Regions from separate parts of the Mus musculus genome. Here all the other regions are linked to region 5. The links are chromatin loops, found by intact Hi-C in ENCODE. Cell type or tissue: heart. All regions are shown on one strand.

What was found. Peaks named below come from ENCODE experiments on the same cell type or tissue, not always from the same donor. Only the 100,000 strongest peaks of a DNase experiment are listed, where the experiment ranks them.
Region 1: a loop joins it to region 5, with 2.1 times the contacts of the local background. A loop is called at or near these places in 2 of 42 quality-filtered maps.
Region 2: a loop joins it to region 5, with 2.0 times the contacts of the local background. A loop is called at or near these places in 3 of 42 quality-filtered maps.
Region 3: a loop joins it to region 5, with 8 times the contacts of the local background. A loop is called at or near these places in 10 of 42 quality-filtered maps.
Region 4: a loop joins it to region 5, with 3 times the contacts of the local background. A loop is called at or near these places in 3 of 42 quality-filtered maps.

Annotation. Positions count from the first base shown.
Region 1 is chr1:119,523,209-119,528,208 of GRCm38, forward strand. It overlaps Tmem185b (transmembrane protein 185B), which reads left to right and starts at 2,946. Exons shown (of 1, transcript NM_146103.2): 1 at 2,946-5,000. The coding sequence starts at 3,303. The coding sequence ends at 4,355. In heart, a CTCF peak has its summit at 1,917; DNase peaks (open chromatin) are centred at 1,953 and 2,903; H3K4me3 peaks cover 2,183 bases; H3K27ac peaks cover 1,963 bases.
Region 2 is chr1:120,096,650-120,101,649 of GRCm38, forward strand. The region is part of intron 1 of Gm41938 (a long non-coding RNA gene); the gene reads left to right. Among named protein-coding and RNA genes, the nearest start is that of Gm41938, 9.0 kb to the left of the region's middle. In heart, CTCF peaks have their summits at 1,899 (motif pointing right) and 2,105; a DNase peak (open chromatin) is centred at 3,032.
Region 3 is chr1:119,910,330-119,915,329 of GRCm38, forward strand. It overlaps Tmem177 (transmembrane protein 177), which reads right to left and starts at 2,854. Exons shown (of 2, transcript NM_175106.4): 1 at 2,804-2,854; 2 at 1-825. The coding sequence starts at 618. The region is part of intron 2 of Gm28209 (a long non-coding RNA gene); the gene reads left to right. In heart, no CTCF peak of the experiment used is centred here; a DNase peak (open chromatin) is centred at 2,892; H3K4me3 peaks cover 1,562 bases; H3K27ac peaks cover 1,274 bases.
Region 4 is chr1:120,118,693-120,123,692 of GRCm38, forward strand. Dbi (diazepam binding inhibitor) reads right to left here and starts at 2,404. Exons shown (of 4, transcript NM_007830.4): 1 at 2,253-2,404; 2 at 1,203-1,320. The coding sequence starts at 2,261. 3110009E18Rik (RIKEN cDNA 3110009E18 gene) reads left to right here and starts at 2,495. Exons shown (of 6, transcript NM_028439.2): 1 at 2,495-2,525. In heart, a CTCF peak has its summit at 2,762; DNase peaks (open chromatin) are centred at 1,659 and 2,429; H3K4me3 peaks cover 2,465 bases; H3K27ac peaks cover 3,337 bases.
Region 5 is chr1:119,835,441-119,840,440 of GRCm38, forward strand. Ptpn4 (protein tyrosine phosphatase, non-receptor type 4) reads right to left here and starts at 1,631. Exons shown (of 27, transcript NM_019933.2): 1 at 1,462-1,631. In heart, no CTCF peak of the experiment used is centred here; DNase peaks (open chromatin) are centred at 1,421 and 2,131; H3K4me3 peaks cover 2,766 bases; H3K27ac peaks cover 1,643 bases.

The DNA.
Region 1 (5,000 bases), 310 kb before region 5:
TATGTGGCCGCCCTGCTGCTCTGTGTGTGTGTGTGGGGGGGGGAGGGTGGAGGGGTGGGGAGGGCTGCTGCTCAGTCTGTGTGTGTGTGGGGGGGGGGCGGAGCTGATGCTCAGTCCTGGGATGAGGGTGGGGGTGCTGCTCAGTTGGGTGGGTGGGGCAGGGCTGATGCTCAGTCCAGGCGGGCACAGTCACTTCAGCCTCACTAGTACTTTTGTTTCCTCACAGGCCTGCGTGGGCATGAGGCTGATAGATGACAAGGTCAGAGCAGCAGGACTGCTGGAAGCCCTAGGACAGTGGCACCTGTCCTTGTGGGAGGCGGCATCTAATTGATGCAGAGATAGCCGGTGACAATGGCCACTACAGCTGGGATCCCAGCACCAGGTTCTTATACACGACTCTCTTTGTCTGCACTTTGAGGAGGTTATCGTTTCTGTCTCAGATAGGACAGGACAGCCTTGGTAGCTTGCTACAGCATTGGGCCTCCTCCACCTCCACAATACGTAGAAAGGATGTGGGAGCTGGACCCTGCTGTTGTAGGCAGAGATGGGACTGTGCTCTGTTTAGGGACAGGAGCTGACAGAAAGAACCAGATGGACCATGGCTTCTCTGTGACATAGTAGATACGACTAAACTATATGGATCTGAAAAGGAACTTCCCAGGTTTGCAGTATTAGCTCAGAGCACGTTCAGCAAGGGCTGAGGCCTTGGAAAGATCCAGGCTTGAGCCAAAGGCTGGAAATGTGGCCAGGTGTCACCTGGAGTGGGGGTTGGGAAGAAGGCTCCATGCTGAAAGAATTTGTCCAGTGGAGTTTGAGGACCTGAGGGCAAATCCCAAGCAGTCACATCTGAAGCGGCTTCCGGTAAGTCCCGTGCTGGAGGACAGGGTGGGGGGACGTGGACGCTGGAGCTTGTTGGCCAACCTATGTCCAGGCCAGGAGAGATTTTGTTTCAAGGGACTAAGGTGAAGATTGGCAGATCAGGACTCCTGACACTCTCTGTCCCCTATAAACACACATCCTCTCCCCCAACACAAGGGGTCAGCAGGGGACTAGGTGAGTTCAGGAGAAACTCAGGTTAGACCGAGGGCTGAGACTGAGGCTGCCCAACACGGGTGGTGAGAGGAGGACACTATGTCAGGCCACATCTCAGGGGCTCCCCAAACTTTACAATACACTACTTCCTGTTCTCTGGGCTCAGTCTCCCAAAGCCACGCACCCTCAGAATAGGGAGGCCCATGTTGGTGGCCAGGGGTGCTACACCCCACACACTCCAGCACAGGAGCTATTTTAACATTCAGTTTGTATGCTAGCTTCAGGGTAGCTGTGCTGGGAAGAACGGCTCAGTGGATGAAGTACTTATCTAGCTGCCCCGCAGTCTGAGGAGCAGTTTGGTCTTCAACTTTGGTACAGAATCCATACAAAGCTAGACAGGCATGATAGCTCTCTACAATCCAGTCCTTCGGAAGCAGAGAAGAGATCCCCTGGGCAAACTGGTTGACACCTGATGTGAATTTCAAGCCTCTATGTGCATCTGCACACACACACACACACACACACACACACACACTTGAATGTGCAAACACATGCACACCACACACACACAAAGACCCTTTTCTACGGCAGCATTCTTTTTAAACGGTAGGAGCACCAAAAAAGCCAAGAAACTAAACTGATGCCCAGTAGGGGCCATCACTCCAATCGGCTCTGTAGAAACAGAGGGCCTGGACACTGGTTCACCTGTTGCAATTTCTGGGCTTGGGGGGCACTCTGCCGTCTGGCACTAATCTCCAGCAACCCTTATGCAACTCCTTGGTGCCCATCATGAATGAGGAAAGCCTGGGGCTTAGCAGCTGTCCCCACTTTTCTCTGGAAGGGCTGAAAGAAGAGGCAGTAGCGTCCGTGAAGGTTCTCTGCTTCCCCCTGGGAGCCCTATACTCCAACTGCAGAGATTGGCAGCCATCCATTTCCACCCCCTCATTTTCCTCTAATGGCCTAAGACTTTCATGCATTTTTATCCCACTTCAGGGAACCTGAAGGGCGAGGCCCCGGGGCTGAAAAGCAAGGACTAGCAACCAGGGCTCTGCTGAGCAAGGGTCAGAGAAGGGAGGAAAGAACCCTTTAGTTCTGCCCAGCAGGTCAGAAAAAAATAGTATCTAAACCACAAACCCATTGCAGCTTATCAGAGAGGGGGTGGGTTGGGATGGATTTGCTTCCCTTTTCAGCCGGTGGCTGGCAGGGTCTGGGGTACAACCAAAATTTCTTGACCCTTGCACCTTTTCCTAACATAGTTCTAAAAGAATCAGACTCATGCAGTGTCTGATAAATGAAAATGAGACTCAAGGTTGGGAGCCCTAAATCCAAGCCCTAATTCTGCCGCTAACCAGGCCTTCTCTGGGTCCAGTTTCTTCACTTGCTCCCTCAGGGAGCTGTTTCTGGCCTGGTGGGGCACCCTCCCAGGTACCCCTCCACCAGGTGACAAAGGGCAGAAGAGTATTGGTAAGCACCTAGGCGCTCCGCACCACCTTTTAGGGGCAGCCTGAGAATCGCTAGTGGCTCTGTGGAGTTTTGCCCTGGGCAGAGCCCTAACCCGTTGACTGCCTGCACCCCCCCCCCCCCCCGGCCTTCGCGCCGAACCCAGGGTCAAAGCCACTGCTCCTCGCGCGTCCTTCCATCCGTGCTGGGCAGTCACAGTTACCGGCGCGCTCTCAGACTCCCTTCGCTCGCCCGCCACCCGCCTTTGCCCGTGCACCCCCAGGCTCCGGGGCCAGACAACGCGCTGCTCTTGCCCTCCCCACTCGGAAAGACCCCAAACCCCTGCGGGGACCGGCTCGCCCTGCCCTCCGCCCAGCTCTGCTCCCACCGCTCTCCGACCCCGCCCCGTCCCGGGCCCCGCCCCCGAGCCTGCCGGGAGGATGTGAGCTCACTCCCTCCTCCATGTTCCGGCCTCCTCCAGGAAGCGTCCTCCGAAGGTCTCGGCCAGCTCACAGGCAGCGGGTCTGCGGGTCGCCGAGTCCGCAGCGCGCCAGGTCCCATCCGACTCCGCACGCAACGCGGCGTCGGCCTCGTGGCTGCGAAATGAAGGCAGACGGCGTGAGCATCCACTGAAGCCTGAGCTACGGGGTTGGGGCAGTGTCCCCGGCGTAGGCACCGTACCGTTCGCGGCCAGCGCACGCTGTGCCCTCGGCTCGCTTCCGGCCGGGCCACGTGACTGCTCGCACGTGTTCCGGCCCCTCGGAGCTGCGGTCTGGAGCCTCTAACACGCAGCGGGCGGATGCCCATCTAGAGGCAGTACAGCCTTCGCCATGAACCCCAGGGGCCTGTTCCAGGACTTCAACCCCAGTAAGTTCCTCATTTATGCCTGCTTGCTACTCTTCTCCGTGCTGCTGCCCCTGCGCCTGGACGGCATCATCCAGTGGAGCTACTGGGCAGTCTTCGCCCCCATCTGGCTGTGGAAGCTCCTGGTCATCGTGGGCGCCTCGGTGGGTGCGGGCGTGTGGGCCCGCAACCCACGCTACCGTACAGAGGGGGAAGCCTGCGTGGAATTCAAAGCCATGCTTATCGCCGTGGGCATCCACCTGCTACTACTCATGTTTGAGATACTAGTCTGCGACAGGGTGGAGAGGGGCACCCACTTTTGGCTGCTGGTCTTCATGCCACTCTTCTTCGTTTCCCCTGTGTCCGTGGCCGCCTGTGTCTGGGGCTTCCGACACGACAGGTCTTTGGAACTGGAGATCCTGTGCTCTGTCAACATCCTGCAGTTCATCTTCATCGCCCTGAGGCTGGACAGGATTATCCACTGGCCGTGGCTAGTGGTGTTCGTGCCCCTGTGGATCCTCATGTCATTCCTCTGCCTGGTAGTTCTCTATTACATCGTGTGGTCCCTCCTATTCCTGCGGTCCCTGGATGTGGTTGCAGAGCAGCGAAGAACACATGTGACCATGGCCATCAGCTGGATCACCATTGTCGTGCCCCTGCTCATTTTTGAGGTCCTGCTAGTTCACAGACTGGATGACCACAATACGTTCTCTTACATTTCCATTTTCATCCCGCTTTGGCTCTCATTACTGACTTTGATGGCTACAACGTTCAGGCGGAAAGGGGGCAATCATTGGTGGTTTGGGATTCGCAGGGATTTCTGTCAGTTTCTACTAGAAGTTTTTCCGTTTTTAAGAGAATATGGAAATATCTCTTACGATCTCCATCACGAAGACAGTGAAGATGCTGAAGACGCATCGGTGTCAGAAGCTCCGAAAATTGCTCCAATGTTTGGAAAGAAGGCGCGGGTAGTTATAACACAGAGCCCTGGGAAATATGTGCCTCCACCTCCCAAGTTAAACATTGATATGCCAGACTAAACTCACAGGCTGGGCCTTTCAGTGAAATAAGAACCATATACCCTTGAATTCCACTTTGCTTTTTTCTTGTGTTCATCCAGTCCTGGAATTGGAAACAGGTCCCCCTCATTTTACATCCACACTGAGACAGAAGTCTCTTGCAGTGGTCATTGTGTGCCGTAGGCAGAAGGGGGAAACTGTAGGACTGTGGGATGTGTACATAATGTGCAAGAGAACTTGCTTTCCAGGCCCACATCTTGTGAGCTAGCCAAAGGTGGTAAATCGAATTGTTTCTAGGCCTTCAAAAGACCTGAAAACTACATAGCTGTTTGTTTTAAAGTGCTACTTATGCCTACCAAAAGTATTGTTTAAAAAGTATTTTTATACACTGCTAGTCTAAAATTGTATTTTAGATTGCACCCATTGTGACAAAATGGCAAATGTACCAAATTGTCCCCTCCCACTGTTCCCTAAACCTCATTGTTGGTGTTTCTAGTGCTCCTACTGTTCAAATAGTTGTTTTCTGTGGGCTTTGCGGACACAGGTCTCTAGTATTCTAATAGATGAATTTTCTAATGGAGTGAATCTGCATATATTAGTATTTATATGAATGTTTTAGCAGTGTTATCTGTGTTGATTGTAGTTCTTGGCAGTAATGTATTGTGT
Region 2 (5,000 bases), 260 kb after region 5:
AAAGGGACGGGATTTTGCCATTCTTTCTCTTGCTTTCTTGTTCTTGTTCTTTTTCTTGCTTTCTTGCTCTCTCTTGCTTTCTTGTTCTTGTTCTTTTTCTTGCTTTCTTGTTCTTGTTCTTTTTCTCTCTCTTGCTCTTGCACTCTTGCTTTCTTGTTCTTTTTCTTGCTTTCTTGCTCTCTCTTGCTCTTGCTCTCTTGCACTCTTGCTCTCTTGCTCTCTTGCTCTCTGGCTCCTGAAGATGTAAGCAATAAAGCTTTGCCGCAGAAGATTCCGGTTTGTTGTGTTCTTCCTGGCCGGTCGCGAACGCGTCTAAGAAAGCTGGGCGTGGTGGCACACACCTTTAATCCCAGCACTCGGGAGGCAGAGGCAGGCGGATTTCTGAGTTTTGGCTATACAGAGCAACCCTGTCTTGAAAAAAAACAAAAACAAAAACCAACAACAACAACAAACAGAGGTTAAAATTTTATATTCATTCATCCTTTCACGAATCCACCTATCCACCCATCCATCCATCCACCCATCCATCCATCCATCCACTCATCCATCCATCCATCCATCCATCCACTCATCCATCCATCCATCCATCCACCCATCCATCAAACATATATTTCCTAGGGATCTAAGTCTGATGACTGAAGGTACAGGACTAGGTTGCTGTTTCCAAGGGCCTCAAGCTGGCTGGTTCCTTAAAGAGAAAGTGGTCTTCTTTGCTAATTGCACCTTGGTATGCAGATCTCAGTAATAGAAAAGTGTCCATGGGGGCGCATGTCAGCCACTGTAACTGCTGCAGTGGCCAGCTCTACCCTATGGGGGTGGGGGTGCGGAACCAGGCCACAAAATCCCACCAATTCCAAGCCACCCTAGAAAGCTCTATCCCCAAAGAAACCGTATCTAAAGTCTTCCTCCTGCTTAGTTCTTTGCTGCTTCTCAATGAGCAGAGGCAGCCATCCTCCTAGATTTCCCCTCCCAATAAGTCTCTTGTGTGAGGCTTGTTGTGTGGGGTGACTTTGTGGTATTCCTTGGCTTCTGACTGCCAGGATATCTTTCCCTTCAGAGCTGTAATATTTGCATTGAGAACATTTTCTCGCTCAGAACTGTAATACTCTTATGAGGGAAACTTTTACTCTCCGAGCTGACACACGTACATTGGGGATTTCTGGTTAGAGCTGAAAACTTTCCCCTCAGAGCTGTAACACCCACAGTGCTTGGGTAGGAGAAGGATCTTTGGATGAGGGACAGTTGGGGCCCGTCCTCAAGAATGTCAAAGCTTGGTGCAGAGTTGGGGTGGAGCAGAAGGAGGTGACCCAGAGAAACAGATTCTTTGGGTCTCCCATCAGCCAGGTGATGGAGTCTCAGATTAAGATTTTCCCTGAAAAGGGCCTGGAGAGATGGCTCAGTGGGTAAGAGCACTGACTGCTCTTCCGAAGGTCCTGAGTTCAAATCCCAGCAATCACATCGTGGCTCACAAACACCTGTAATGAGATCTGCTGTCCTCTTCTGGCACGTCTGAAGACAGCTACAGTCTACTTATGTATAATAATAAATAAATCTTTGGGCCTGAGAAAGCAGAGTTAATCGGAGTGAGCAGGGCTAATTGGAATGAGCAGAGATCCTAAAAATTCAATTCCCAACAACCACATGAAGGCTCACAACCATCTGCACAGCTACAGTGTACTAATATACATAAAATCAATCAATCAATCAATCAATCAATCTTTTTTTTAACGAAATTTTCCTGAAAAGCCAAGGACGCAGCAGGAATTTGTCCTCACAGCCCCTTTTTCAGCTGGTAAAAGAAGAGCTTCTGTACTTTAGCCTGGCTACAGGATTGAGCAAGTTCGAACTGCACAGGAATCTTTAGATGGTGTTGTAGTTCTCCATCTGACCTCCAGAGGGCGCGCCGGTGCTCCCTTTAAAAGTTTTTGTATTTATAATCAAAGAGGATAAAAGTTATTACAGACTCCCTTGAAAGTAAAGTTTCAATGGTTGTCTTCCTCTGGCTCCTGCTTTCTCTACTCTCACTGCCACAACCAGAGGGACTTTGGCTCACAGTTCCAGACGTTTCCATTCATAGTGATTTGATCCTGTTTCTTTTGGGGACACATCATAGCGGAGGAGAGGAAAGAGAGCTGAAGAGGAGAGAAGAGAAGAGGGGAATGGAGCTGGGAATCTCAATAGCCTCGTCAGAGGCACAGTCCCAAATGGCCTAATATCCTTCTGTGAGGTCCCAATCCCTAAGGCTCCACCGCTTCCTAATAGCGCCGTGTGTTGACCAAGCCTTCAACATGTTGTATATACATTTTATCCCTCAGATACAATGTGTATGCACATATAGCACTAATTAACGATTCACATGCTTAAGACAATGGGAAAGTGTGTCGATGTGCACTGATTGCTTTGAAAAGCATGAAAGTACCTTCAGCTTGCTGGAACGACAGCGGGACAGATAAGAGTTTGGTAGATGATGACACACCTGGGTTGAAAAGATAAGAATCCACGGAGTGGACACATGGCTGCTCACTGCAGAGTTACTACTACTTTTCTGGGCATTTGAAACATTTTATAATAAAACGGTCTCAATTAGGGCTGGGGACATGGCTCTGCTGGTGAAGTGTCTTGCCAGAGGACCTGAGTTGGAGCCTTCAGAGCCCATGTTAAGTTGTGTGTGAGCCTTGGGGGTAGGGTGCACACACCTTTAATCCCAGCACTCAGGAGGCAGATGCAAGTGGATCTCTGAGTTCAAGGCCAACCTGGTCTACAGAGCAAGTTCCAGGACAGCCAGGGCTCTCTAGAGACCCAAATTCTGTGAGTGTCACTGCAGTGGTGGTTCACGTTGGTAACCCCGGCTCACAAGGGGACCCCACTGATCAGAGACAAAGTGTGGAACAGCTGGAACAAGGCTTTATGCCCAGTTCCTCAGACCCCTTGTGGCTCTCCACTGGAGCATAGCTTCCTCTCCTCAGAGCTCTGAAGATGTTCCCAGATGACTCACAGTCTGCACACACGAGCCCTTCCAGTTCCTTTCTAAGCATCTGAGTCCTGAGTCCTGGTGGTGTGCCCTGAAGGCCTGCTTCCTCTAACACTGACCATTTATTTTGGTTCACTGACTGCCACATCCGGCCCTGAGTGGGTAGGAACGCCCACTCTCACCGGCCCCAGAGGGTGCTTGGTAACTCTCTCTCTCTTTCCCTTTCTCTCTCTCTCTCTCTCCACACACACACACACACACACACACACACACACACACTCTCTCTCTCTCTACACACACACACACACTCTCTTTCTCTCTCTCTCTCCATCTCTGCCTACACACACACACTCTCTCTCTCTTCACACACACACACACACACACACACACACACACACATACACACACACACACACACACACACACACACACACGATCTTGGGGATGGGAAAACATCTTGCTTGCTGCTCCTGGGCACAGTTAGACTTTGAGAGCAGGGCTGGACCCAAGAGTCTGAAGGGAGAGTCCTGAAGTCTAACAGGAAGGCGGCGTTCAGCTCTGAGGGAGAAGGATTGAGAGGGAGTCCATGAAGAAGGCCACTGTCAAACTTTTATTTTCACTGAAGTAGCAAAATATTAATCTTGTCTTCTACATTATGAAAATAAAACCATTCTTAAAATGATACTCAAGTGAGCAAAGACATGTTAACATTTAATACAGTAAAATTCAAAGTCATTATCACCCTCATCCTGAGTTGGAGGCCAGCCTGGGCTACGCCAGGCTCTGTCTCAAAACCCCAAACAAACAAGAAATCCATTTGCAATAATCCTGTTGTTTATTAACAACAACAACAACAACAATGATGACGACAACAAACAGGTCCCAGTCTAGAGTCCTCCTGACAGAAATGCTAAAGGTTGGCAAGGGCTTGAGCGGAGTTCTGTCCACAGCAGGCTGGAGCAAACACTATAAAACAACAGAGGGTCATTGCGAGGCTCTGAGCTGCCCAAGTGGCAAAGGTTGCTGCCACTGCTTTATTGCAACACAGATGGCAAGAACAGTGAGTTTCTACAACCAGGGAAGTGAAGGGTCACCGGAAGGGGCGGGGCACACAGACTACTCTTTATGGAGTCTTCATTCCTGGCTGTTGTGATGGAAACTGCACACACATTACCAGCCACCTTGCAAGACTCGTGAAATGCATCCTGTACCACAGACAGGAGATGACAGGAATCCACCTCATGGTGGTACAAGCAACCAGAAGTTCAGTGTGGTTATGTCAAAAGGGCAGTCTGATCGGAGCCTTTCTCATGAAGAATGTTGTGGGTCTCAGACAGCTTATATTTTCAAAAAAAAAAGGTGGCAGCAGGTCCCCTATCACATAGGCCTGTCCTATAATGTGACTTTGGCATTTCTCCAATCAAGGGTTGGGGAGTGTACTATAGAGGTACTTCTGCATTAAGAGTATTGGGAGATCTTCCAGAGGACCAGATTCAACTCCCAGCACCTACACGGCAGCTCACAAAACATCTGTAACTCTAGTTCTAGGGGTGCCCAATGCCCTCAGCTAGCCTCTGTGGGCACCAGGCATGCAGACATTTGACACACATACACGCAACCAAAACACACACGTAAAAAAATAAAACTAATTAAAAAAATTTTTGAAGCAGGAAATGGTGGCACAAGCTTGTAATCCTAGTGTGGGTGTGGTGACTAATTTTATGGCAACTTGATTCCAGCTATTGTCTCTTTGGAAGAGAGAAGGTCAGTTGAGAAAGTGCACCCATCAGATTGGCCTGTGGGCAAGCTATGGTACATTTTTCTTGATTAATGATGCTGTGGGAGGGCCCAACTCAGTGTGGCAATGCTGCCTATGGGCTGGTCGTCCTGGGTGAAATAAGAAAACAGGCTGAGCAAGCCAACAGGAGCAAGTCTGCCAGGAAGCAGCATCCCTCCACACTCTGCATATGTTTCTGACTCAAGCTCCTGGTTTCCCTTGGTGATAGATAGACTTATAAGCTGTGTGGTG
Region 3 (5,000 bases), 75 kb after region 5:
CAAGTTAAAGGCAGTTCGCAAGCTCATGGGGCCTCCGTAGAGCCCCAGGGCATGCTTGGCACCCACACTTATTGCCCATGTTCCTGCTAGGCAAGCTGGGGCTGGCAGGGTCTGTAGGGCAGCCACACCACTCTCCAGGTATACCACCTCCTTGGCCAAGGCAAACTTCTGGGCATTATGAGACATGGTCAGGGCATCTCTCAGCCTGGTGCCTGCTGGGCTTTGCCAATCCACTCTTTGCCCATGTATGATCACAGAGTGTTCAATGTTGGTCACAGGGCCACCCAGGAAGATGGCAGGGATTCCCACCACAGCCCCAGCAGGCAACCGTGGGAATCCAGCACTCACAGGCTGAAAAGTGAAGGCGGTAAAAGGCTTGTAGCAGTGACCCGAAGGGACACCTATGTCCTTTAGCACCTCTTGGAAGAGGCTCCACAGATGAGGGGAAAGAGGAGCTGGTTGGCCCTGAGGCCAGTACTGGTAGAGCCACTGGACTATGGGATCTGGGAAGAGGTGAAATGAGATTTGAACCCCAAACAGGCCTGCACAGGAACCCACCAATAGGCTTGTTCTGTGTCTCTGTATAAAGGCTGCAGCCCTCCACAGAGGACCAGCCATGAGTACTGCCTCTGCTGATAGACTGGCCAAGAAGAAGAGAAGTCAGCCGATGGTTCTGTCAGGTTGTGGGCTAAACAACCTCCGGGGCCACAATGTTCCTAACTGAAGTGACACTGCATTGTGGCTGAGAGTACGGGTTCCATCCAGAGTCCGACACCTCAGGCTTCACAGAATCAGCTTTCCCATTGGCAGCCAGGTGTAGAGCAACTGTGATGGGTAAATACAGAGAGGACATTTCAGTGTCTCACAGTGGTGGACATCCTCTGGCAATGGCTGTATTGCCATGGCTAGACACAGCACTAAGTATTCGACAGCCTCTCTCCAACCACCACTCATCCTAGAGTGACTCTCTAACTGACTTAGGATTCACATGTTTAATCACCTACTGTATGCTAGACACAGTTCTGAGAGCACTGCGTATACAGCTGTCCCTCAGTGGCTACAAGGGTTTACTTCCAGGATCCCCACAGATACCAAAAATCAAAGACCATCAGTTGCTTTATATAAATAGCATAGCATTTGCATATGAGCTCTCATAAAATATATATATATATATACCCACCTCTCACATACTTTAAGTTATCTCCATACTACTTATAATACCCACTACAACACAAGACTACATATAGAGCTAGACTACGACTAAAATGTCTGCCTGCTCAGCAGACACAGTTTTGCTTGCATATTTTCAGTTCTTGGCTGATTGAATATGCATGGACACAGACAGCCAACTGTACTAGGAAATACATGTAACACTAATAAACACAGGGAATATTTAAACGCACACATTTATACATAAATACTATATGTGCATATCCTTAGAGGATTAGATTCAAGATACAAACATTCCAAGATCCTCACATGCTCATCTCTTACAAAAAGGCTTAGTATTTGTTATTACAGAACCTATTACAATGCAAACACTACATTTGTAATTTGTGATGCTATATTGCTTAGGAATTAAAGGCCAGAAAATAAAGCCATGTTCAGTACAGATACAAATTTTCCTTCCAAAACATTTTTTGATATGTAGCTGGTGGTATCACCAAATATAGAGTCTGAGGACACAGAGAATTCACTGGATTCAGTCAGTCTAAGAAAAAAAAAATCATACTTCAGAGCCCATACCACAACAGTTTATTTCCAGCTGTGAAAAGGGATGCAGCTGGACAGGTTTATTGGCCAAAACCACAAGTGGCAGTGTCACATGCTGCCTAGTGTCCCTACTTCCACCAAGCTCCCATGGTTGAGCCACATTTCCATTATCTTACGAGGTGGCTGTATTTGGAGCTTCGGCCTATCATTGAAATAGAAACGGAAGGTTCGTGGGATAGCAATACTCAGATCTCACTGCTTTCGAGCTCAGATCCGGACACATACAGAAAAAATACCACATGAAGATCCAGGGGTAAGATGGCCATTTGTTAGCCTTGCTGAAATACCCAGGGAGCCTAGCTTGGCCACACCTGAGTCTTGGACCTCCAGCTCTGGAACTAAGAAAAAATAAACTCCTGTTGTTCAGGTCATTCCTCATGAGACACTTTTCTTGGCAGGCTAACCACTGATAGCAAAGGTTCGGTATTTGATCACGGGCCGTTAGAGATTCATAGCAAGCTGTTCACCTTAAAAATGTTATCTATTATATATACACAAACAGACCAAACAGACCATCCACCTCACTCATTAGCAAAGTTAATATTGTTTTTAAAGTTAATTGGTGGTGGTTTTTTTTTTGAGACAAAGTCTCACAGGCGCACTTTTGAATATTCTGGGCACCTTATTTCGTCTGTGATTATGTCACTATGACTGTTATTTCTCTTTGGATGAAATTTCACTTTATTCCTATCTCCGCGAAGCGTTTGATTAGCAATGTACTACTGTAAACAAAACGTAGGGTTCTGTATCACTCATTTAACTCATTCTTTCCAAGAGGAAACTGAGGCTAGAAAAGACAGGGTCCTTGGAAGGGAACAAAAAAAAAAACAAAAAACAAAAACAAAAACAACCTCTCCCGGGTCGGCCTCTGAGTCTCGCAGTTGGCCTAGAAGCAGGTGTAGGCTCTGGCTTTAGAAGAGCTCTCAATGTGATTCCGCCCTGACACATACCGGGCTGCTTCCAACAACCGGAACATGACTGAACCCGGAAGCTGGACATAAGAGAACTCACAGCCAAGAGGAGAGCTTACCTCGGTAGCAACCTTAGAACACGCCGCTCCCGCGCCGGACTGAGCAGGCGCAAAGCACGCCGGTCTGGGGGCCTTTGTGGGCGGGGCCTTTGTGGGCGGAACGGGCGTTGTGGGCGGGGCTTGGAGCAGCGCTTCTGTTCTGGTCCTGAGGTCTGCTCTCTAAGGTCTTATTCAGGGCGAGGTGGAGCAGTTTGAGGACTTTGTTATCCAATTCAGCCGTGTCGCGGCGCCCTTCGGAGCCAAGATAGAGACCTGCTGGCCCGGATTTCTGTAGCGCCGAATAGGTATCTGTGCAGTACGCTGGGAGGAGAGCTAAGCTTAATGAGAAAAGCGAGGACAGAAAGGTCTGGAATTGCTGCCAGTGACCGCTGCATTCCGAAGGTCAAGTGACCTTGTGAGACCAGCAAGAATTGTGGTCTAAAGCCGGGTGTGGTGGCACACGCCTTTAATTCCAGCACTCCGGAGGCAGAGGCAGGCGGATTTCTGAGTTTGAGGCCAGCCTGGTCTACAAAGTGAGTTCCAGGACAGCCAGGGCTATACAGAGAAACCCTGTCTCGAAAAACAAAACAAAACAATACAAGAAAAGAAGTGTGGTGTAGACCATATTAGAGTTAAGTAATAAGTACTTACTAGAAGGCACACCCAACAAATGGTAGATGCGTGGATACACAAATGTGCGCTCATTCATTTATAGGTGAACTTGGATGTTGCTCCTCAGGAGACAGCTGACCCGTTTTTGGAGATAGGGTTATCTCACTGGCATCTGGGGTTCAGCAATTAAGGTAGCCAGCCTGATCAAGTGAGCCCCAGGGGTCTGCCTGCTTCTGTCTCCCCAGGGCTGGGATTACAATCATACACCATTAACAGCCAGGTTTTTGGTTTTGTTTGTTTTTATGTGGCTGCTGAGGACTGAGCTCAAGTCTGCATGCTTTTGTGGCAGTCACTTTACCACTTCAGCCATCTCATTAATAGTCTGAGGAGTTTTCTAAAAAAACAGTGCCCAGGGGCTTTGGGTGTTAAAATAATACTCACCATTGCTAGTGTTTTCATTACTATTCAGTAGGTTAGAGCTATCTCATATCTTTAAGCATAAAGTCTGTTTACAAATATTACCTTAATACATCCAGGAATTTCTGTATAAAGATATTATTCTACTTGGTTTATAGTCAACTTTCAATTAATCCACACACCTTACAGATTATCTTCCTTATTTATATCTCACAATTTCCTTTTTTGTTTTGAAAATCAAATTTCCTGAGACATCTCAAACCACACTTTGGGTGAACTTAGTTGATGTTTTGGTTTGGTTTGGTTTGGTTTTTAAGATATGATTTCTCTATGTAGCTGTGGCTGTCCTGGAACTCATTCTGTAGACCAGTCTGACCTCAAACTCAGAGGTCCACCTGCCTCTACATCCTGGGTGCTGGGATTAAAGGCCCACACCACAGCCACCACCAGCCACCACCCCCTCCCCAGCTTAGTTGGTCCTTTAAAACACACTTACCCCCAGTATTACTCAGATTCTCCAGGGAACGAGAACCTGGAGTGTGAGAGTATGTGCGAAGAAGTTTAATAAAAAGCATTGGTTCCATGGCCATGGGGGCCCGGATCTTTAACCCCAACACTTGGGAGGCAGAGACAGGCAGATCTCAATAGTCCATACAACTAAGAAGGCCAAAGACCCAAGCTCTACTCTCAGATAGTTGAACAGCCAGGATTGCTTACGGCCTAGCACTGGTCAAACCCTGAAGCCCCCAGAGCAAGAGGATCAATGCAAAAGTTCTGACCTGAGTCTTAATCCAGAGCCAGGAAAACACCAATGCCCCAGGCTGAGTGCTTTGCTTTTTCAGCATTAAGAACTGAACTCCTGGGTCTCGGTGAAGCTCTTACCACCCTTAGCTATGGCCCGGGGGAGGGAGAGAGCTCTTCCTTAGACCAGACTGTTGTTGTGGTCATGTTAGGCATGATGTTAGCTGTGGAAGGGACTAACAAACAGCCCATCAATATGAGGTATGTGGAACAATGGATGGCCAGTTAAGTCCGAGAAACAGGGTGTAAAGATTATGGTGGTCATTGACTAGCTGGTGGTCCAGATATCAAGACTACTGTGCTCTTTGTTGCATCTCTACAGTAAGGGGTAAAGTCGGAGCCATAACAGCAGCTGTGACTCCTGGCCAGATGCATTGGACTGGTCAAT
Region 4 (5,000 bases), 280 kb after region 5:
TCTAATTCAGAAGCCGCTTGCCCCCTGTGGCCACTGAGCCCTTGAAACACAGCTTGCATAGCTACAGACTGGCCTTTTGGCATTACTTAGGTTTAGCTGTTTTCAGCTAAAACCCATATAACCACTTGTGGCTAGTCTTTGTTGTATTGAACCAGTACAGCAAAAAACAAACAAACAAACAAGCCGGTTCCCTGACCAGGCAAGGGTGGATTCCAAGCTAGTCTACTGATGCTTATATTCCAGCAAGTACCAATAGCGTGGCTAGAGGCCAGGCTCTGGGAAAATACTATCTAGCAGAAAGCATCCACAGCTCTCTGTTCCCTTCCCACTGGCTTCTCCTTCCTGGATGTTTATAAGCCCTCAAATCTCTGACCTGCTTGGCTAGCCACTCCAGCTCCAGTGGAATTGGAGGCCATGCTTGGTGGGTGACTGAGGCATACATTTTCTTCTATGCTGTCATGAGTCCTTGCTGGAACACACTGTGTTGCTATCTCAGGCTATAGCCACTGCTCAAGGCACAGAAAAGACAGTATCATAGACTAAGGTAACCCACAGCATAGTTTCAAAAGCTATACCAAGGGGCTGGAGAGACAGGCCAGCCAGTAAAGTACGAGGGTGTGAGTTTGACTCCCGGAACCCATGTGGGAGGGAAACAAATATAAGGCCACGCAGCAGCCTGTGCTTATAACAGTGCTGGAGAGGCAGAGACAGGCTGGCCCATCAACCTACAATACTTGGCAAAAAAGAAAAATCTGCCCAAGATTTTTGGATAGGGAGAAAAGTCACCTGGATAGGGCAGACTTGGGCCAGCAGCACTTCTGCCTTGCCCCAGGGTACCAGATATGATGTATCTGCTCATCTATTCGGCTTGGGAAAGAGGCCAAGCACTCCATGACCCTGTTCATCTGATGGAAACGGGAGGCTCGAGAAAGCGACTGCTGAGCAACAAGGCTGGAGCCTTTGCTGCCTTCAGAGTAGATGCTGAGATAATCAGTAAAGTCCTTGTAAACCCACACTGACTCTGCTCCCAGAGTCACTAAGAGTTTAGGGAGATGGTCTTTGCAGGTGACAATCTCTCAGCTTAAGGTCTCCATACCAATGTTCTGTCATCACAGCCTGCCTCTGGCAGTCGGAAGGCGAAGTTCTCAGACTCCCGGGCTGCCGAGCCAACTTGGCCCGCTCTGATGAGAAGCTGGGCATACCTGTATTTACATCGCCCACAGTAGCTTGTTTGAAGTGACTGTAGATGAACAGCATCTCTTCATCAGTTGGCTGAGTCTTGAGGCGCTTCACCTCCTCAGCGGCTTTGTCAAATTCAGCCTAAGAGTGAGGGAGAGGGAGAGGAACGAGATGTAGGTTGCCTGAGTGGGAGAGGCCCAGGGATGCCTCCCATATTCCCTCTTCTTGCCAGGATTCCCTAAGGCCCACCTGTCCACTCAAGCAGTTACAGCACTGTGTCAAGTGCTGGGAATAGTTTTGGCTCACAGTGGAAGTGCACGCCCTTGAAAATTTTCTTGCCCAACTAACTGCCTGGGCCACCACTGGCCCAGATCCAACAATTGCTGGGGTTCCAGTAAAGCCCGACCTATGATCAGCGGAGATTGACTGGGCAGTAAGGGGAAACGTGGTGTGATCAAAACAGTCGATCAGAGTTCAGGAGAGGAATGCGGTGGAATCCAGTGTCTGGAGCCAGCTGGTCCCTTCCTACAGGGGCCTGGAGTTCAGCGTTGACCTCTGTCCCAGTGCCCAGATTAGGGAGAGGCAAGTGGGAGGAGTCAGAGATCGCCCTACAGGGCTCAGTCCTCGGTAGTGGTCTCCACTGGAGGGAAGGAAAAGGCTTCTGGACCACCTCACCTACTCACATCTCTTCTGTACAGGGGCAGGCCAGGCACAAGACTAAATACCTTCCCCGACCTCCAGGCTCTTCAGCCAGGGCCTGTATGAGTGCCCCTCTATTCCATTCGGTTCTTCCCAGTGTGGGATTCAATCTTCCCTGTCCTTCCTTCCCTCTTACGCCCCATCTTTCTTTCGAGGACCCTGTTCCTGCTTCACCCAGGAGTTCAGCCCACCGGCAACTCTCTGGCAGTTCCGGCGTGGGTGGCAGTTTTACATATCTGCAAGGGAAAAAGTTCCGCTCCCCAGGCTATGAGCTGGGCTCGGATCCCAGAAGAGCTGCGGGATATCTGAGGAAATAGACCCGGCTGTCCCCAAACCCACAGCATCTTCGCAGCCCGGCGGGGCACACGCAGTACCTGAGACATACTGGTGAGGTGATACGGATGCCGAAAGCGCGGGAGCAAGCTCAGAAGCAGCAGCAATCAAGTCACAGAGCGCACCAGCTAGCGCCTTTAAAAGCACAACCCCGGCGTTCCAACTGAGCTCGGGCGAGCGGCAGCAGCCAATCAGAAGTCGGATCTGCTTTCGGGGGCGTGTCCATCCTAGCGGAGCGCTCCAACCCTTCCCGGACCCAAGAGGGAGTTTATTGCGCACGCGCGGGGAGGAGCCGCGGGGCACGTTGGGAGCAGGTGGGACGCGTTTCGTTTTTTTTTTTTTTTCCGTGGGGGAAGGGACGGACGGGACATTCTCCGTCAGGGCAGTTGGGCAGGAGCTAGCAGGCACTGAGAACGCGTGAAATGGGGTGCTGCGGGAGGAGAGCAGAAATCAGTATGATTCTTTCCCTTTAACTCTCATGCGGATTGGAAAGAGGCCGGAAGTTGCATCGCTGGTTGAGTAAATTATCCGACTAGAAAATGGGATGCCCCGACCCCTTTCGGAAAATCCAGGGAAGAATCCCCGGTGCACAGCGCAATGGTGGCCCGCTGGACCAAGTCCATATCTAGGCCTTTTCTTCTGAACTTCTGGCATATTCTTTGACATTGCCCATACTTGTCGGTCCTGCACCCCTAACGCAGTCTTGTGTTCCATCAGTGCTTTATAAAGGCGGAGACAATGTGATATAACAAACTTGCACAAGAAGAGGTGCCCATCGAGCCTTGGTTAAGTGAATAACTTTTCAAATGGTTTTTAAACACGTGACCTGATGCTTGCCGACTCCTAGACCTTGGACACGCAGCAGAGGACAAACAGACGAATCTTTGCTACTTTGCAGCGTCTTATAGTGGGTTCATAGTTGATTTAGTTTAAAAAGTAAAGAGTTGGAAGTTATAACTGATGTGTGTGGAGAGGGGTTGGGGAGAAGATGCTGTTTGAGCGAGTCCTGCAAGTCGGAAGGAGCATTCTAGCAGAAGCAGGAGTAAGCAGGAGTTACTGTGGACACTGAGGTCTTTGAATTCTTAGTCTCATTAGTGAAATAATTTAAAACTGATTCGGAAGGAAGCTTGAGGACAATTATATTAAAAGTTTGAGGTAAAAAACCCACAGGACAGACAAGCTGAAAATGTTGACATCCACTGGGGAGAGGAGACTGGGGAAAAGTTTTGCCTTTTTTTTTTTTTTTTTTTTTTTTGGTTTTTCAAGACAGGGGTTCTCTGTATAGCTCTGGCTGGTCTCGAACTCAGAAATCCGCCTGCCTCTGCCTAAGTTATGCCTTTTAAGCTAGACACGGAGGTCAGAGAAATTGAGAAAACCCAGAGTGTTAGGGAGAACATGCTTAGGAGTGCACAGCAGGTTCAGAGGGTTGAGTTTAGACGGCATTCAAATCCAAGAATATGTGTCCCGGGACAAAAGACTACAGCGGGGCAATGAGGAAGTACAACTAAGTAAAACACGACAGAGCTGCAGAAGTAAGAACGAAGTAAGCTGAATAGGTGATGGCAGAGGTTGTTCATTTTGGGCATGCAGGCAGTCATTCTGATGGAGTCATGGGGTGGGGAGGGGACTTTTCAACAGAGGTGATGGTGCTATAGGGGCCTTGGCTCCATGGGAGAAGGAGGAAGGGCGACAGCACAAGTGGGCGGGAGGATTTAGAGGGCTGAAAGAACTTTCTGGCAATGGATACAAAGGTGAAAGAGAGGGGTGATAGAAAATTCTCTGGAGGTCATTACAAAAGGGAGATAGTCTCTTCTCACTTCCTAATGTGTGGCCAGAGGCCTGGGCCACAGTTTGCCACCCTGTCTACCTGCCCCCTCATCACAGCTGTAGTGGTTTGCAAAGGCAGGGCTAGGGCTGCTGCTCGGTGCTGGAGAGAGTCTGTCTGCCTAGTATATGTGAGATCCTGGGTTCCATTCCCAGCCCCGCAAAAGTAGAAAACTTAAGTCCGAGCCTTCAGATGTCACCAGCAGCTTCGGTCATGTTTTGTGGAGTGTTTGGGAAGGAGAACTTTAATTGCAGGGAACACAGGTAGATTTGTTAGTTTGTAAGTCACTTTGCTTAGAAAGCAAAAGTAACAAAAATGTTGGAGGTGAGTTTGGAGAAATTGCCTGTGAAGTATAAAAAATGTCGATGTTTTCTTTGTCACTTCTGAAAGAGGAAGTGACTCCACAGAGCTTTGACTGGACTCCCATGCGGTCAGTGGATCCGTGGGCATGTTGCCGTTATCTGTATGTAGTCTGTATGTATGTAGTATGCCAGTCTGTATGTAGTTCCAGGTTGAGTTGTTGGTTGCTTGTAGGAATATAACTCACTTTATTAATTCCAGGTAGTGGTTCCAGATGAGGGTACAAAAATTATTTCAAGGAGGTGAGGGACATGCTGAAGGGTGTGGACCCTTGGGAGCTAAGCTCTCTTGAGCCAGAGGGGACAAAAGAAGGTATCCTTGTAGAGTTTCCCAGGCACCGTGTCAGAGAGCCTGAGGCCATGCTTCTCAGCACACCTTGTGCCTCCTTCCCTTGCTGCTCAGCAACTCTTTGTTGGTGTCTCAGCTATGGGAACGTCACTGCTAAGCCTGCCCTTCGTGCTTCTTCCCCAGGGAGCTAGGATGGCATTTGGAGGCCTTAGAAAAACTTGGTCTATTATTCCTTGAGTGCCTTCCATTTGTTTTGGAGACAGTGACTCCGTTGTCCTCGAACTTACCAAGTAAGCAGGCTAGACTGTCTGGGCCG
Region 5 (5,000 bases):
AAAAAAGGTGGCATGACTGATCGTATGAGTGAATAAAATGGTTCTAGACAGCTCATAAGCTTCTCCTTGTAAACTGGCTTTTTCTTTAAAAGAGTATTAAATTTGTAATCCTCAAATTCAAGATTTAAATAATATATCTAGGTTATAGTCTACTAGGTACTCTGAATAATTGTTTAAGGTCATCCCTCCCGTTTTGGAAAACAAGTTTTCCCCTTTGACACACTTATGTTTGTTCACAAACCCAGGGTTCTCAAAAGGCTGCCATATTTGCCCTTCCAGTCTTCTAGTCTGACTTTACAAGTCAGATACATTAGCTTTTCTTGTTTTTCCTCCACAGCCATCTTTTAAATGTGACCAAATAACTGTGTTATTTCATCTGGACCCAAGATCTGGTCACACACTCAGTATTTCTTGAATTGCTTATTCCAAAAGTTAGGTATGACTAGTCCTCCTGGAACAGGCAGTTTTTAAAACCCCCTACGTAGTCCTTGTCCACACTGATGTCACTCTGTGATGCAAAGCCAAACATAAAGTCTCTGACATAAGTTTCAGGGAAACATCGATATGGATTATCATTGAAACTGTAAATTGTTCCATTACTTTAGAAACCCCAGCAAATGCATCCATACATGCATTTAACTACCTACACACACACACACACACACACACACACACACACACACACACACACATCTAGCTTTTCTTGAATCTCTGATTGAACTGATTTCCAGAAATCGTCCTGGGACAATTGAGGTGTCTACGCTTTGGTAAGCACAGTTCCTGTCCACAAAGGATAATCATACGCTCCATTTTTCCTGTAAGTAACTATAAAACAAACATTGACACCGAAACAAAAATGTAAAGCCAGAAAGCCACAAATGACTGTGCTTAACATTTTACAAAACCCCACAAACACCGATCTGTTCTTGACTACATACTCACGCTGAATCTAAACATCATGAAGGTAGGGACGATTCCAAAGCAGCATGAAAAATCTAAGTTCAGATGTTCTACATCTCAACTTTTTGGGCCCAACTACTGATTCCTAAAAGCAAGTATAATACTAGCAAGTCACAAGAGACTTTCAAGTTCAATGGAAGATAGCGTGTGTTCCTACCGCGTGCGGAAAAAAAATAAAGATGCTTATATGAGTCAATTAACCTAACATTAACAATTAGAAAAAAGAATCCCACAAATGAAATACTGAAGATTCTCCAGCCTTACCTTGAGTTTAGGAACATTTCATCTCCGCATCTATTCCACCCCTTCTCCCGTGCACTCATCCCTAGCAGATTTCAACTATAAACCCCAGGAAGATTCGAGTGCTCCGACCCACTAAGAAAAGGGAAGTCGATCGGGTAGTCTGGCCGCCCGGCTCGGCGAGCTTCAGGTGCGCGCCCACGACCTGCAAAGGGGGCCCAAACAGGCCGAGCGAAGGACCGCCCCAAGCGCCTCTCTTACCTTCGTTATCACAGCCGCGTCCTCCCGGCTGGAGAAAGGGGGGGGGGGGGGGGAATCCAAATACAAAAAGGCAGGAGGCCCCGGGCTCGCGGCCGGGTGAAAGAAGCGCGTGGTCCGCGTCGAGGTGCTCGCCCTCAGCGTCCCGAGAACAGCCGCCGCCACAGCGGCCGCGCCACGGCCGCGGGCCGCCTGCACCCCGTCATCCTGCGGGGCTGCGGCGGGGCTGGCGTGCGCGGGGAGGCGCGCGCTCGCACCTCGCGGCGAGATGAGCTAATCCCTTCACACGCGCCCCGAAAGTGCCGCGGTCCCCGCAAGCTGCGGGCCGAAGTCAAGTCTCTTTCAAGTCCCGGAGCCCCGATTTCTGACAGCTCCCGGGAGTCTTAAAAGAACAATGTCGCGTCCGCGGAGCAGGGAAGCGCGCGCGGCGTGAAGCGGCGGGTGACTCCAGGGAGGCGGCTCTGTGTGAGAGTGCAAAGGAGAGCCTCGGTCACCCTCCTCCTCCTTCTCCTCCTCCTCTCCTTCCTCCTCCTCCCTCGCCTCCACCGCCTCCTCCGTCTCCTCCTCCTCTCTCAAGCACACCCCGTCTCCGAGGCCGCAGCATAGCAACCGAACATGGCGGCTGCGCAGCCCCCGACCAGTCAGAGCCCCGGAACGGCGGCCTCGGCAACAGGAGGCGGTCTCGCGAGAGGTGAAGCCACGCCCTCTGCTCCGCCTCCTTCCCGCCTCCTACCCGGTTTCGGAGCGCGGGCGCCTGCCTAGAAGCACTGGTACTCACAGGTGCGAGAGAGACGGGATTTAGCGGGTTGGGAGGGGAGGGCGTGGCTCTGTGTCCACACCCCATCGCCAGGCAGCGATTGGTTCCTTGACTGTCAGTTCTGCCCCTCCTCCCTCTTCTAAGATGTACTTACTGACGGACTCTAGGGACACAAAAGAGGGGCAATAGCACAGAGTGGGGAAACTCGACCTCCTGGCATCAGGTTGTCCCAACTAAGTGCTAATAGAGGGTATAGGCTTTGAAGTGCAGTTTTCAATCAGTTCTCCTAAACATAAGGCCCTTGAAAACAAAGCCTAAGCAAAAGACGTTTCATGGATAAAACAAAGGATAGGTGCTTTCTGTGTGCAAGGAACACTGCTTTTTAAATCAAAGTCGTTCAATCATTTTAAGAATGAGGGTTGGTATTATCATGCCATGACCTTGAGGAGGGTATACCCTTAATATTTTCTGGGTAATACAAACTTGATGATGATAGAACATTCCTATAGAATAGGTGACCTCAACTAGGATCAAATGAAGGAAGGGTAAGTTGGGAGGACCCTCACATTTCCTCTTTGCTTGTTTTTCGTTTTTGTTTGTTTGTTTGTTTGTTTTACATTTCTTTATTTTGTATACACCTAAAATATGTGTGTCCATCTGTCTGTGTGTCTGTCTGTCTATCAGAGGACAAGGTTTGAGAGTTGGTAATCCTATGTGGGTCGCAAGGATTGAGCCAGACTTGGCAGCCAATTCCTTTCCTTTATCCTTTGACCCACCTCAAAAGTCCTTGACGTTTTTACCCACTTGGGGGTGGGGGGGGTGCCCTTTTCTGTGGCCAGGGTTCTTGTTAGATCTTAATCTCAATCTCTGTCACTAGAGACCTTATTTATAAAAAATGTTTTTCCTGGTGGTAGTGATGAATGCCTTTAATTCTGCCATTTGGGAGGCAGGGGAAGGTGGATTTCTGTGAGTTCCAGGCCAACTTGATATACAGAGCAAGTTCCAGGACAGCCAAGGCTAGACAGAGAAGCCTTGTCTTGAAAAACCAAAATAGATAAATAGATAGATATATAAATAGTTGGTTTGTTCAAAGGCCTCAGGAGAGAGCACTTGCCCAGTATATGTACAAGGTCCTCAGTGCCCAACACCCACATGCTACAAAGCTGCTTTTCTCCATGTTGACAAAATGATTTTACCGATAAGGAAAATCTGTTCAAAACTGTGGAAGACAATAATTTAAATTAATTTCTTCTCATTCTCATTCTGCTCCTACTCTTTCTTGTCCAGCTGGTGATGGACACTTGACCACATAGGAGGCTGAGGCAGGAGGATTAAGAGTTCAAGAACATCCTTAACTACACAGAAAGTCTCAGGCCAGCCTGTGCTCCATGATACCCTGTCTCAGAACCCAAGTGAGACAGGACAGCTCCAGGCGGTGCTCACTCGTTCTTCCCTAAGTCTGTATTCTTTCCTCCAGCTCTCCGTTTTGAAATCCTTTGTTTGTGGCATTGCTAAAATGCTTCTTATCTCACCTGGGTCAGCATTCATTCGTCCTTGAACAAAAGTTCAAAGAGAATTCGCCAGAGTCAAGCACCAAGTAATGATTTCTTCCTTCTGCAACACAGATGGCTCTAGGTTTAAACATCCCTTTAGTGCTTTTCACAATGTTCGTCTTACTACACAATCCTCAGCCCTGTGTGGGTATTGCTGATAGTCCGTGATTTGATCACTGCTATTACCTAAGGCAAAGCCTCTTAGTCATCTCTGCAGCCCTCAGAATGCCTGAGGACATTGCCTAGCAGGGGGAAATAAAGGCAGGGAAAGAACAAAACCTTTGAATCACAGGTGAGTAGGGTTTCAAGAAAATACCTGAAGTAGAGTCTGGCAAGAAAAGTCAGTCAGTAAACGTCTTGCTGAGCAAGCACAAGGACCTGTGTTCGGATTCCCCAGAGCACATGTAAAAAGCCAGGCATGGTGAGCCATTCACAGCTGTGCCACCATCAGCCCTGACTCTACCTCAAGACTGTCACTACTAATCATCACTAATGCCCAAAAGACATCCCCTGCCTGCTGGTCATTCTCTATTTTCTCCTCCCCAGTCCTTTACCAAGTCATAATCTATTTCCTGTCTCTATGTGTTGGCCTACTCTGCATATTTCACGTAAACAGAGTAACTTCCCAAACAGAGCCTTCATAGTGGAAATCACGGAGATGGGCCCTTTAACGTACCAGCATTCACTGTCATCCCTAGAAAATTCTATGTTCATCTTACACCTACCTTCCTGCATCCCTGAAAAAGAAGGAGCAAGGAATTGTCTAAGAGAGGAAGTGGAGGGGGACGGTTGCTTTACAGGCTGTGTGGCTCAGATAGTAGGATGCTTGCTTTAAGTGCGTCAAACCCTGGGTTAAATCTTTAGGAGAGCATAAGACCCCACATAATGACCCATGTGTGAAATTCTAGCACTCAAGACATTGAAGCAGGAGGATCAGAAATTCAAAGAAGTGATTCTCACTACGTGATGAGTTTGAGACTCTCAAAAAAAAAAAAAAAAAAAACTTTAGACCATGCCACATCTTCATATTTGCTCAATGAAGAATGAACTGGGAAATATGTTCATGCTTCTCAAATTTCTTTTTAAAGATTTATTTACTTATTTATTTTATGTATATGAGTACACTGTAGCTGTACTGATGGTTGTGAGCCATTATGTGGTTGCTGGGAGTTTTTAATTCAGGACCTCTGTTCACTCCAGTCAAGTTCACTCCTTCTGATCCCTGACCTAAA